Linked DNA regions of Homo sapiens: region 2 is linked to region 1. Evidence: chromatin contacts called from ENCODE Hi-C or POLR2A ChIA-PET data. All regions are on one chromosome and are shown on one strand. The core of a region is the stretch at or near the end of the contact, and the rest is flanking DNA. Distances in the headings are between cores, read along the strand shown. Region 1 has its middle 4.9 kb from the start of SNAR-E. Region 2 overlaps ARHGAP35 (Rho GTPase activating protein 35).

What was found. A loop is a pair of places that touch in the nucleus more often than their neighbours do. ChIA-PET counts read pairs that join two places held with the same protein, here RNA polymerase II (POLR2A). Pooled maps may share reads with other maps.
Region 2: a pooled map shows a loop between it and region 1 (3-fold over the local background). The contact joins two enhancer-like sites. A Hi-C loop is called at or near these places in 2 of 50 pooled maps. POLR2A ChIA-PET finds 5 or more read pairs at or near these places in 6 of 52 experiments (BJ, Caco-2, GM12878 and 3 more).

The regions. Positions count from the first base shown.
Region 1 is chr19:46,823,072-46,828,518 of GRCh38, forward strand. No RefSeq gene overlaps it. Among named protein-coding and RNA genes, the nearest start is that of SNAR-E, 4.9 kb to the right of the region's middle. Within about 2 kb of position 1,885, at least 7 of the 41 ENCODE cell types and tissues checked have a DNase peak (open chromatin) inside an H3K27ac peak, as active enhancers do.
Region 2 is chr19:46,987,117-46,992,951 of GRCh38, forward strand. It overlaps ARHGAP35 (Rho GTPase activating protein 35), which reads left to right. Exons shown (of 7, transcript NM_004491.5): 4 at 873-950; 5 at 2,428-2,559. Among named protein-coding and RNA genes, the nearest start is that of NPAS1, 30 kb to the right of the region's middle. Within about 2 kb of position 4,220, at least 19 of the 41 ENCODE cell types and tissues checked have a DNase peak (open chromatin) inside an H3K27ac peak, as active enhancers do.

The DNA.
Region 1 (5,447 bases), core at 635-3,134:
AGAAATCTGGGTTCCAGTCTCATCTGCTCATTGTGTGTCCTTGGGCAAATGATCTTCCTTATCTACAAAGAGGAGATAATACTCAGAATTGCAATGCTAATACCAAGAGCCACTTCACAGCGTCATTACAAGATTAAATGGGATTATGCCTTTAAAGCCTTGGAAGCTGCTGGGCCTAGAGCAGGAGCTCCCCCTAACAGTTCAGAAGCTTCCTTGAGGCTGGGCTCGGTGGCTTACACCTGTAATTCCAGCACTTTCGGAGGCAGAGGTGAGCAGATCACTTGAGCCCAAGAGGTTGAGACCAGCCGGGGCAACATGATGAAACCGCCATTTCTTTTTTTTTTTTTTTTTTTGAGACTGTGTCTCGTTCTGTTGCCCAGGCTGGAGTGCAGTGGCGCGATCTTGGCTCACTGCAAGCTCTGCCTCCTGGGTTCACACCATTCTCCTGCCTCAGCCTCCCAAGTAGCTGGGACTACAGGCGCCCGCCACCACGCCTGGCTAATTTTTTTTTTTTTTTTGTATTTTTAGTAGAGACGGGGTTTCACCTTGTTAGCCAGGATGGTCTCGATCTCCTGACCTCATGATCTGCCCACCTCGGCCTCCCAGTGTACTGGGATTACAGGCGTGAGCCACCGCGCCCGGCCTTGAAACCACCATTTCTACAAAAAACACAAAAAATTAGCCAGACTTGGTGGCATACACCTGTAATCCCAGCTACCCAGGAGACTGAGGTGGGAGAATCACCCAAGCCTGGGAATTCAAGGCTGAAATGAGCCATGATAGTGCCACTGCAGTCCAGCCTGGGCAACAGAGTGAGACCCTGTCTCAAAAAACAAATAAAACCGCCAGGCACGGTGGCTCACACCTGTAATCCCAGCACTTTGGGAGGCCGAGGTGGGCGGATCACGAGGTCAGGAGATGGAGACCATCCTGGCCAACATGGTGAAACCCCATCTCTACTAAAAATTCAAAGAATTAGCTGGGCATGGTGGCACGTGCCTGTAATCCCAGCTACTCAGGAGGCTGAGTTAGTAGAATTCCTTGAACCAGGGAGTCAGCGGTTGCAGTGAGCCAAGATGGCGTCACTGCACTCCAGCCTGGCGACAGAGAAAGACTCTGTCTCAAAAAAAAAAGAAAAAAGAAAGAAAAAGAAACACCGTCTCTAAAAATACAAAAATTGGCCAGGCATGGTGGTGGGCACCTGTAATCCCAGCTACTTGGGAGGCTGAGGCAGGAGAATTGCTTGAACCTGGGAGGTGGAGGTTGCATTGAGCCGAGATCGCGCCATTGCACTCCAGCCTGGGAGACAGAGTGAGAGTCTGTCTCAAAAAGAAACAAAAACAAAAACAAGAAGCTTCCTTGTTTGGTGGCTTTCTCAGGTTCCTCTTCGACTTTCTGTTCTCTAAACCCTGGAGCCCCTCAAAAGCCCAGAACTGACTCTGGCCTGTGCTTTAGTGCAGTTGCACCAGGGTTGCAAACACATGGCCTGAGGGCTCCATCCAGCCACCACATTTCGTTTGCCACCCCAGAGTATTTTTAAGTTTTTTGGTTTGTTTTTTTTTTGAGATGGAGTCTCGCTCTTGTCACGCAGGCTGGAGTGCAGTGGCACGATCTCAGCTCACTGCGGCCTCTGCTTCAGCCTCCCAAGTAGCTGAGATTACAGGCGTGCACCACCATGCCCGGCTAACTTTTTTATTTTTAGTAGAGATGGGGTTTCACCATGCTGGCCAGGCTGACCTCAGATGATCCGCCTGCCTCGGCCCCCCAAAGTGCTTGGATTACAGGCATGAGCTACCACGTCTGGCCCCCATGTCTTAAAAGAAAATAAAAGACAGGTGATCTCCACTCCACAGGCTCCACCACCCGCGTGGTCTTAAGGGCACCAACTTGAGTGGCTGTCACTCTCAGCTGACTGAGACTTACTCTTGCTTCCCATTTCACTGAGAAGAAGGAAGTCATTGGAGTAGGGACTTTTGGGAACTCCCCACACCAACACCACCACCACCTGCCTTGGCGCCCACGCACCCCTTCCTCCCAGATGCCTCTCGTGTGCTTGGATAATCCCAGCTGCGCCTTCCATCCCTCTCCCATCTCTTTCCTGCATCTTCCGGTTTCCCCTTGTCTGTTGCATCATCCCCATCAGCATAAAACTGATGATTTGAGCTGAGCGCGGTGGCTCACACTTGTAATCACAGCACTTTGGGAGGCTGAGGCGGGCGGATCACTTGAGGTCAGGAGTTTGAGACCAGCCTGACGAACATGGCGAAACCCAGTCTCCACTAAAAATACAAAAAATTAGCGGGGTATGGTGGCGGGCGCCTGTGGTCCCAGCTAGTTGGGAGGCTGAGGCAGGAGAATCGCTGGAGCCCAGGAGGCAAAGGTTGCGGTGAGCCGAGATCGCACAACTGCACTCCAGCCTGGGCATCTGTCTCAAAACAAAACAAAACAAAACAAAACAAAAACCTGCTGTGATATCATCCACTCCACCAAACACCCTCCAATCTCATTCCCCCCTCTAGCGACTATTTCTCTTCTCCCTTTATAGCAAAACTTCCTCTAAGGTTTTTTTTTTGTTTTTTTTTTTTTTATTCAACATTATCATCAGACACTTATATTTAGCCATCAACAGCATGGGTGCAAAACAAAAATCTACATTAAAACCCTTTGTTGGAATGCTTTGCACTTTCCACAGAAGAGAAACTGAAATAACCTGTTATACGATTAGTCACAAATACAGTCCTGGAGTTTTTTGTTTTTGTTTTTTGTCCATATACATGAGTATTGTCTCCAATACATCTTCCACTGGGTATGGTGGCTCATGCCTGCAATCCCAGCACTTTGGAAGGCTAAGGCGGGAGGATTGCTTAAGCCAGGGAGTTTGAGATCAGCCTAGGCAACATAGTGGAACTTCGTCTTTAAAAAATATTAAAAAATCAGGAGCCGAGGGTGGTGGCTCACGCCTGTAATCCCAGCACCTTGGGAGGCTGAGGTGGGTGGATGATTTGAAGTCAGGAGTTCAAGACCAGCCTGACCAACATAGTGAAACCCCATCTCGACTAAAAATATTTTAAAAATAGCCGGATGTGGTGGTTCACGCCTGTAATCCCAGGTACTCGGGAGGCTGAGGCAGGAGACTCCCATGAACTAAGGAGGCAGAGCTTGCAGTGAGCTCCAGCCTGGGCGATGGAGGGAGACTGTGTCTCAAAAAAAAAAAAAAAAAATAGGCAGGCATGGCGGCACGCACCTGTGGTCCCAGCTACTCGGGAAGCTGGGGTGAGAGGATTGCTTGAGCCCAGGGGTTGAGACTGCAGTGAGCTGTGATCATGCCACTGCACTCCAGCCTTGTCAACAGAGTGAGAGCCTGTCTCAAATCAAACACGGCCGGGCGCGGTGGCGCATGCCTGTAATCCCAGCACTTTGGGAGGCCGAGGCAGGCGGATCACAAGGTTGGGAGATCAAGACCATCCTGGCTAACACGGTGAAACCCCGTCTCTACTAAAAAATATTAAAAAAAATTAGCCGGGCGTGGTGGCTGGCACCTGTAAATCTCAGCTACTCAGGAGGCTGAGGCAGGAGAATGGCGTGAACCCGGGAGGTGGAGCTTGCAGTGAGCCGAGATCGCGCCACTGCACTCCAGCCTGGGCGACAGAGCGAGACTCCGTCTCAAAAAAAGCAAACAAACACAAAAAACACACCTTCTTCATAACAGACAGGCCCTGCCACCCCTGTGCCTGGCTGAGTTCACAAGTCTGTTTGTAACCTGAGCTTCCCTGTCATTTCCCTGGCTCTGTCTGCTGGCTAAGCTTCATTTCCCCAAAGTAACTAAAGCTTTCTGCCACCGCCCTGGCCACCAGGGCTGCTGGAACTGCCATAGCCATCTTGGTTTCATGTTTTGGCAAAATATTGGCCTCCATCACCATAGGGGCCAGGGCTTCTGCCTCCAAATCCTCCTCCCTTCATGGATCCAAAATTCGAAGACTGATTGCTGTTATGGCCAAGATTACTACAGCTTTTGCCACCTCCAAAACTACTTCCATCATTACTGTGATGGGGTTTTGTTTGTTTGTTTGTATTTGTTTTTTTGTTTTTTTGTTTTTGTTTTTGACAGAGTCTTGCTGTGTCGCCCAGGCTGGAGTGCAGTGGCACGATCTCGGCTCACTGCAACCTCCACCTATGGGTTCACACCATTCTCCTGCCTCAGCCTCCCAAGTAGGTGGGACTACAGGTGCCCACCACCACATCTGGCTAACTTTTGTATTTTGTATCTCTTCCTGAAACACCTGTGCAGACACAAACAGAAATAATGTTTTACCAGCTATGTGGGCACCCCTTAACCCAATCAAGTTGACACATACAATAAACCATCACTGCTGGGTGCAGCGGCCCACGTCTGTCATCTCAGCACTTTGGGAGGCCGAGCCACGTGGATCACCTGAGGTCAGGAGTTTGAGGCCAATCTGGCCAATATGGCGAAACCCTGTCCCTACTAATAATACAAAAATTAGCCAAGCGTGGTGGCAGGCGCTTGTAGTCCCAGCTACTCGGGAGGCTGAGGCAGGAGGGTTGCTTGAACCTGGGAGGCAGAGGTTGCAGTGAGCCGAGATCACGCCATTGCACTCTAGCCTGGGCGACACAGCAAGACTCTGTCACAAACAAAGAAACAGACAATTAGCCAGGCGTGGTGGCGCATGCCTGTAATCCCAGCTACTTGGGAGGCTGAGGCAGAAGAGTCGATTGAACCCGGGAGGGAGAGGTTGCAGTGAGCCGAGATCACGCCATTGCACTCCAGCCTGGGCGACACAGCAAGACTCTGTCACAAACAAAGAAACACAATTAGCCGGGCGTGGTGGCCCATGCCTGTAATCCCAGCTACTTGGGAGGCTGAGGCAGAAGAATCGCTTGAACCCGGGAGGCGGAGGTTGCAGTGAGCCGAGATCGTGCCATTGCACTCCAGCCTGGGTAACAAAAACAAAACTCCATCTCAAAAAAAAAAAAGAAGAAGAAGAGGAAGAAGGCCAGGCGCAGGGGCTTGCACCTGTAATCCCAGCACTTTGGGAGGCTGAGGCGGGCAGACCACTTGAGCTCAGGAGTTCGAGACCATCCTGGCCAACATGGTGAAACCCTGTCTCTGCTAAAAGTACAAAAAAAATTAACTGGGTGTGGTGGCACATGCCTGTGGTCCCAGCTACTTGTGAGGCTGAGGCAGGAGAATCGCTTGCACTGAGGAGGCAGAGGTTGCAGTGAGCCGAGATCACGCTACTGCACTCCAGCCTGGCCACAGAGCAAGGCTCTGTCTCAAAAAAAGAAATAATAATCTTTTGGATGTTGTTCTTCAGTGTCCTCTAATGCCATCAACAAAGATACTTTTATATATATACACACATATAGATATGTATATATATATATGTATAGCATAGTTATCAAATTTAGGAGATTAAATACTGATG
Region 2 (5,835 bases), core at 2,970-5,469, 170 kb after region 1:
GTGCTGGGATTACAGGCGTGAGCCACCACACCCTGCGCAAGTTAATTTTCTAACAGTAAAAACTTGGAAAACCCTGTATCACTTTTTTTTTTCTTTTTTTTCTTTTTTTTTTTTTTTTTTGAGAGAGTCTCACCTGTCACCCAGGCTGGAGTGCAGTGACGCAATCTCAGCTCACTGCAACCTCCGCTTCCTGGGTTCAAGCAATTCTCCTGCCTCAGCCTCCCAAGTAGCTTAGATTACAGGCGCGCACCACCACACCCAGCTGATTTTGTATTTTTAGTAGAGATGGGGTTTCACTATGTTGGCCAGGCTGGTCTCGAACTCCTGACCTCAAGTGATCCTCCTGCCTCAGCCTTCCAAAGTGCTGGGATTACAGGCGTGAGCCACCGCTCCCAGCCAACCCTGTATGATTAACAGCATGACTATTCTTACAGTGATCATATACTTTGGTGTCTTTAAAATCATGTAAAAGAATAAGAACTTGAAGTGATTAAAATAAATTCACAACATACTTTGTAAGTGAAAGTAATTGGGTTAAAATATATACTACCTCTGTTTTTTAAATGAAAATGAAAAACTCAAGAGTATACATCAAAATATGAACAGAAGTTATCTTTAGCTGCTGTGCTTCTATAGTCTTTCCATTTTTACCAAAAAACAAATACTTTAAAATTTTTAAGTGAAAAAGAAAATGGAGGTCAGATGGGTTGAAGCATCTAGAAAAATCAAACGAGAGTGTGCTGAGGCCTGCTCCTCTCTTGTGGTGGGCACCTCATGGACTTTCCCTGGCTTTCTCCTTGTCTTCGAGCCCAGCCCTCCTCATTCTCTGCTCTCCAGTTCCTGCTCCTAAGACCCTGCCTGTTTCTCCTCAGGACTGAGCACGGAAGGCATCTACCGGGTCAGCGGGAACAAGTCTGAGATGGAGAGTCTGCAGAGACAGTTTGATCAAGGTAAAGTGCAGCCTGGCCAGGCATCCGAGGCCAGAGCTGGTCAAGGCAGACACAGCTGCCTCGGTGAACTGTCTGTGGGGCTTCGGAGCACTCCTGCCAGCACAGACCCAAAGCCACGAGGTGCTGAGACTGAGAAAGAGACCATGTGTGGCTGCAGCGGGGAGGAGGGGACCGGGTCCTGTCAGTGAACCGAAGCACCATCCCTGCCCAAGCTGGGTCATGTAGGCCACTCCCCACACTGCCACTCACAGATGCTCTTCCAGGTTGCCCGGGCACATGCCTCCCTCACCACACTGAAGAGCTTTGCCTGTTTTCCCATGCAGAGCTAGTTGCAGGCACATGATATACAAGTCGGGTTGAGATGTGATCCTGTTTTGCCAGGGCCTCAGATCTACCCTCCTCACAAAGTCCCAGCACCAGAGAAAGTGAGGGACCATCGTGTGAGGAGCTGAGCCCTTGGGACAGAGACCCAAGTTACATAGCTCTTGGCAGGGACTCCCTTCTCCTAAGCTGAGCCAGCTTCAAGAGGCCTAAAGTCAGGCAGCCAAACTACCTCTTGGAATTGCCCACACTGTGGGATGAGAAGCCACGTCCCCCAGTGCCAGAAGCAAAAGCACCAGAGCAGGGCACATTCCCATCTATCAGCAGCCAGGGCAGGAGGCACCACCCAGAGTGGACACCACACCCACTTCCCAGGTGGGCGGCCCTTGCGCCTTGCAGCACCGCAGTCGGGCTCAGCTGGCCGGCAGCAGGCAGAGGGGACCGCAGGACAGGGAAACGCCTGCTAATCTGTGGGAGACACGAGGCCAAAGTGAGGGTAGAGCCCCCAGTGTGGGATGCATTTGTATATATGGGAGATCCTGTACCAGCTTACCTCCCCCATAGTGGAACCTGGTACTGTCCATCTGTAGAGATTTCTTCGTCATCAGGAACGCACTGAAGTATGTATGCAATGAGAAGGAAAGCATGACATGGGTCAGCGGTGCCTGTGGCTGGGAAGGGCCAGAGAGAGAAAAAATGAGCCTATTTGCCCTCCCACCATAGGGGACAAGGATGGAGGCAGCAGTCACAGTGGTTGCTAACATCTTTGTGACCTACCTGGAAAGCGAGCCACCCTTTAGGAAAGCCGCCTCCTTCTTCTGTGATGGGAAGGGAGTAAGGAAGAGGCAACAGCATATCAAAGCCAGATGAAGGCAAGCTCCTGGCACCAAAAACCAGCATGTGGGGGTAGCACCCCTGCCCCGAGAGTGGTAGAAGGGGCAGTTCAGCAGTCTCGGAAAGAGGTGCTGGGGCCAGCCCATGCCTGAACCTCAGAACTCGCGTTAGCGCTCACAAGTCCCACCCCTCCAATCCTTGCCAGTCCTGAGGCCGTCTCTGGCTCCTTGAGGTTTCTCTAGCCTCTCCTGAGCCCCGAGTTGTCCTGATGCTTCTGCCTGGCTTAGAATGGTTTGGCCTCACTCTCCTGACTTCCTTTCAGACCACAACCTGGACCTGGCAGAGAAAGACTTTACGGTGAATACCGTGGCTGGTGCCATGAAGAGCTTTTTCTCAGAACTGCCTGACCCCCTGGTCCCGTATAACATGCAGATCGACTTGGTGGAAGCACACAGTGAGTACCGGCAGCCCAGTGTTGGGCGGATTGAGGGAGAAAGGGCTTGGCACTGGAAGAATAGGTCCTGCCCTCAGAATGGATGCTGGCTGTTAGAGCTGAGGTTTGAAGGACAGAGGGCAAGGGAATTAACCAGATGACAGCAATGGGACTTGCAAATCGGGCTCCTGCCCTTGTAGACCTTAGGTGCTTATCTGAGGGTTACACCAAGAGAGTTGCAGGTTTCCCCCAAACTCTCATTAGTTAAGAGCATGGTTTCGGTGTCAGACTTGGCTCCTTCGCTTGTGGCCGACTTAACCTTCCCTGCCCCTTGTGTCCTGCCGTTGTTACCATCCCTACTCCTGCGGATGAAATTCTATTCGGAAAGGCCTAGAAGTGAGGCTGTGAATAGCCTATTTAATAGTAGGTCTTATTTTTCTTTCCCCTCTTCTTACCTGTCTTCTCCTACCTCTCATGTAATGAAGTTAACATGGGTCTAGGGTCCTACAGCCTCTTAGGAAGCCGGCCTCTGGAGGGAAAGAGATGACTCCAGTGGCCCTGGCCAAGTAATCATTTGATGCTGTAGCAAATTAGCACCTCTGGTTTTAATGGTATCCTGTGTGCCATGCCACCTTGCCTCATCAGTTGTTCCTGCCCCAGCCTGCCTCTCTGTAGAGGTGTTTGTCCAGATGGGCGAGCCTTCTCACTGGCCAGCCTTTCCCTGGACTTTGTGTAGTACCACAGAGGATGCCTGACCTCTCAGAGCGTCCCACCATGTGGCCCTCACTACCTTTTAAGTCATCAGCAGCCTTCCTGCTTTGTGCCTCTGGCAGGCCAAGACCCAGCAGCAGCCCTTGCTGTGCAGCTGCAGAAGGGAGTGTCTCTGCTAGCTGCCCAGAGATCACAGCCACCTGTGATCCAGCAACCAGAGGGTGGGGAAGAGGAAAGGAGACGTGTTCCTCAGGGGCAAGACATTAGTCTCATCTTGTCACTGCCCACCTCTAAAGAGGGAGCTTTAAACAAGCACAATTTATTCACAAGCCTGATGGTGTAGGCAGAAATTTGAGGGAGGTGATGGATCAGCATGGCCCCGAGTCCTGGGTCACTGACTCTTAGTAGCATCTGAAGGAGACAGGTGTGCAAGAAGCCCACCCCTGAACTGTCAGAGCCTCAATAGTGACAGGGCTGCGGGGCCTCCAAGCTCATCCTTCCAGGGTCTGCACTTCCTATGGTGTCTGTTTTCACAATCTGGATGCCACCTTCACCTTATTCTGTCCACACTCTCTTAGCTGACTGGAATTGTTCACAGCTCCTGACCCTATCTAAGCCCACAGGGATGGGGCAGGAGAGCGTGGTACTCCTGGGAGGGTCATAGAGTAGCCTGCTTTCTGAAGACGGGAGTCAGGGTTTCTCCAGGGGAGTTAGTGGGTGGGGACAGTTGCAGGCTTCTCCCCTGATCCTGCTGTCTGAAGATAGAGGCTTTCCCAGCAGTCACTTCTCCAGCAGGCTCCAGGCAGGCACAGATGTGAAGTCGCATGGGAAATCTCTATTCTGGAGCCAGCTTTCTTTCCACGGAAGCTTGTCTCACAGTGGAAGTTAGGAAAAGAGGAAGGCGTAGACTGATACCCAGTTTGCTGGAAGCCGGGAATTCCTGTCTGCATTTGTCTTGACTTGGCGCCATCTAGAGGTGCGTGAAATCCTGCCACCCGGCAGAACCCCATTGTTTCTGCGGGAACTGCTGACACAGCACCTTTTTGTGTAGGGTTGTGGGGCCGGCAGGAACGGGAGGTGCTATTGATAGGGAATCAGCCACCCTTCCCACAGCAGCTCTCACCCAGCTTCCACTGCTCAGGAGGTGGCTTCTGGCCGCTGCTACTGCAGCAGCCTGGGAAAGGGTGGAGGTTTCCCACTTCCTCTTCCCATTGTGTGTTTCCTGTCCCCGACGGTACTCAGCGGGGGCTCCGTTGTCTTGAACCTGACCGAAGCGGGTGGGAGAGGAGAAGATCTTGCTGACATGGCACCTCTCCCGGCCATAGCAGTTGACTGAAAAGCTGGGCTGTGGATGTTGCAGGGCCAGGTTCAACTGAGCCGCAGATACCAGGCAGTGCAAAAGTTAGTAGTGTTAAGGGATATTATGGAAAAAAGATGATTGTGCCCCAAAGTAGCTCTTCCCAGACTGGCTGGGGTTTCCATGGCTACATCAACTTGACCAGTTCTTTCTACTTAATCCCTGAGAGCAATTGTGTCTCTATATGTTCAGGCCTTGGAACCAGTTTCAAATCCCATCACAACAAATATCAAGGTCACTAGCAAATGGTTTTGTTAGCTCCAGAATTTCACAATATTGAACACTGCTGAAAATGTACTCGCAAAATAGAGACGTTTGTGATTATTTGCCAGTTATTTTCCTCCCACACTCAAGGTGACACGTGGGAGATTCAGAAATGAACAGCAGCAGCAACCGCACCGCCCATGGCCTGTGTGCCTGCCTAGGCTGGGCCCGGCTCTCCACGAGGCACTTGATTCCCACCACTGATCTTCCTTTGAGGAAGATGGTATTATAATACATCTCCATTTTACAGAGAAGGAAACAGCTTCTCAGAGGTGATACAGCCTGCCCAGGGTCACACCGCTAGGGAGTGGCAAGCCGGGGCTTGAGTCCCTGCGTACGTGGGTGCAAATGAAGTTCTCTGAAGACAGAGCAAAGCTGAGCTTGAAGTGCACAAACCCCAGCAAGGAAGGCGCGAGGAAGAGGGCTTCACAGGGGAGATGGGCCAGGGTTTCAGGAGGCAGAAGAAAAGGCTTGCGCTGCCTGTTCTGTCTCCTACCTGTAGCCCACCCCCACCTTCAAGAGTCGCTCTTGCCTGGTTTCTCCCCGTCTCTGTGACTCCCTCCTCCCTGCCTATCTGGAGTCGACCCCGTCCAGCTGGTGTCCACAGGCCCTGTCCTATGGCTTTTGTGCTGGAAGGGGTGCTAGAGCTGGCTCCGTCTCAAGCCAGAGGGTCAGGACCAAAGGACCTGTGGCTCCAGGGTCCGCATTAACTCCCTGTAATAGCTCACAAAATTCAGTCTTTTTAATTTAAGGAGAGACCAGTCATTTTCATCACATTGTTGAAGGGGATGTGTGACCCGAACATGGTTCAGGATGCCAGCTCATTGTCTCGGCCTTTCCATTTGACAGATGAGACTGTTGGGGCTAGAGATAACAGTGCAGCCTAGGTTACCAGGGGACGGCCCTGCTGCTCTCTGGGCTCTTGTTCACCAGCTGCCTTGGGACGTTACTGGTTCTGGGATCCT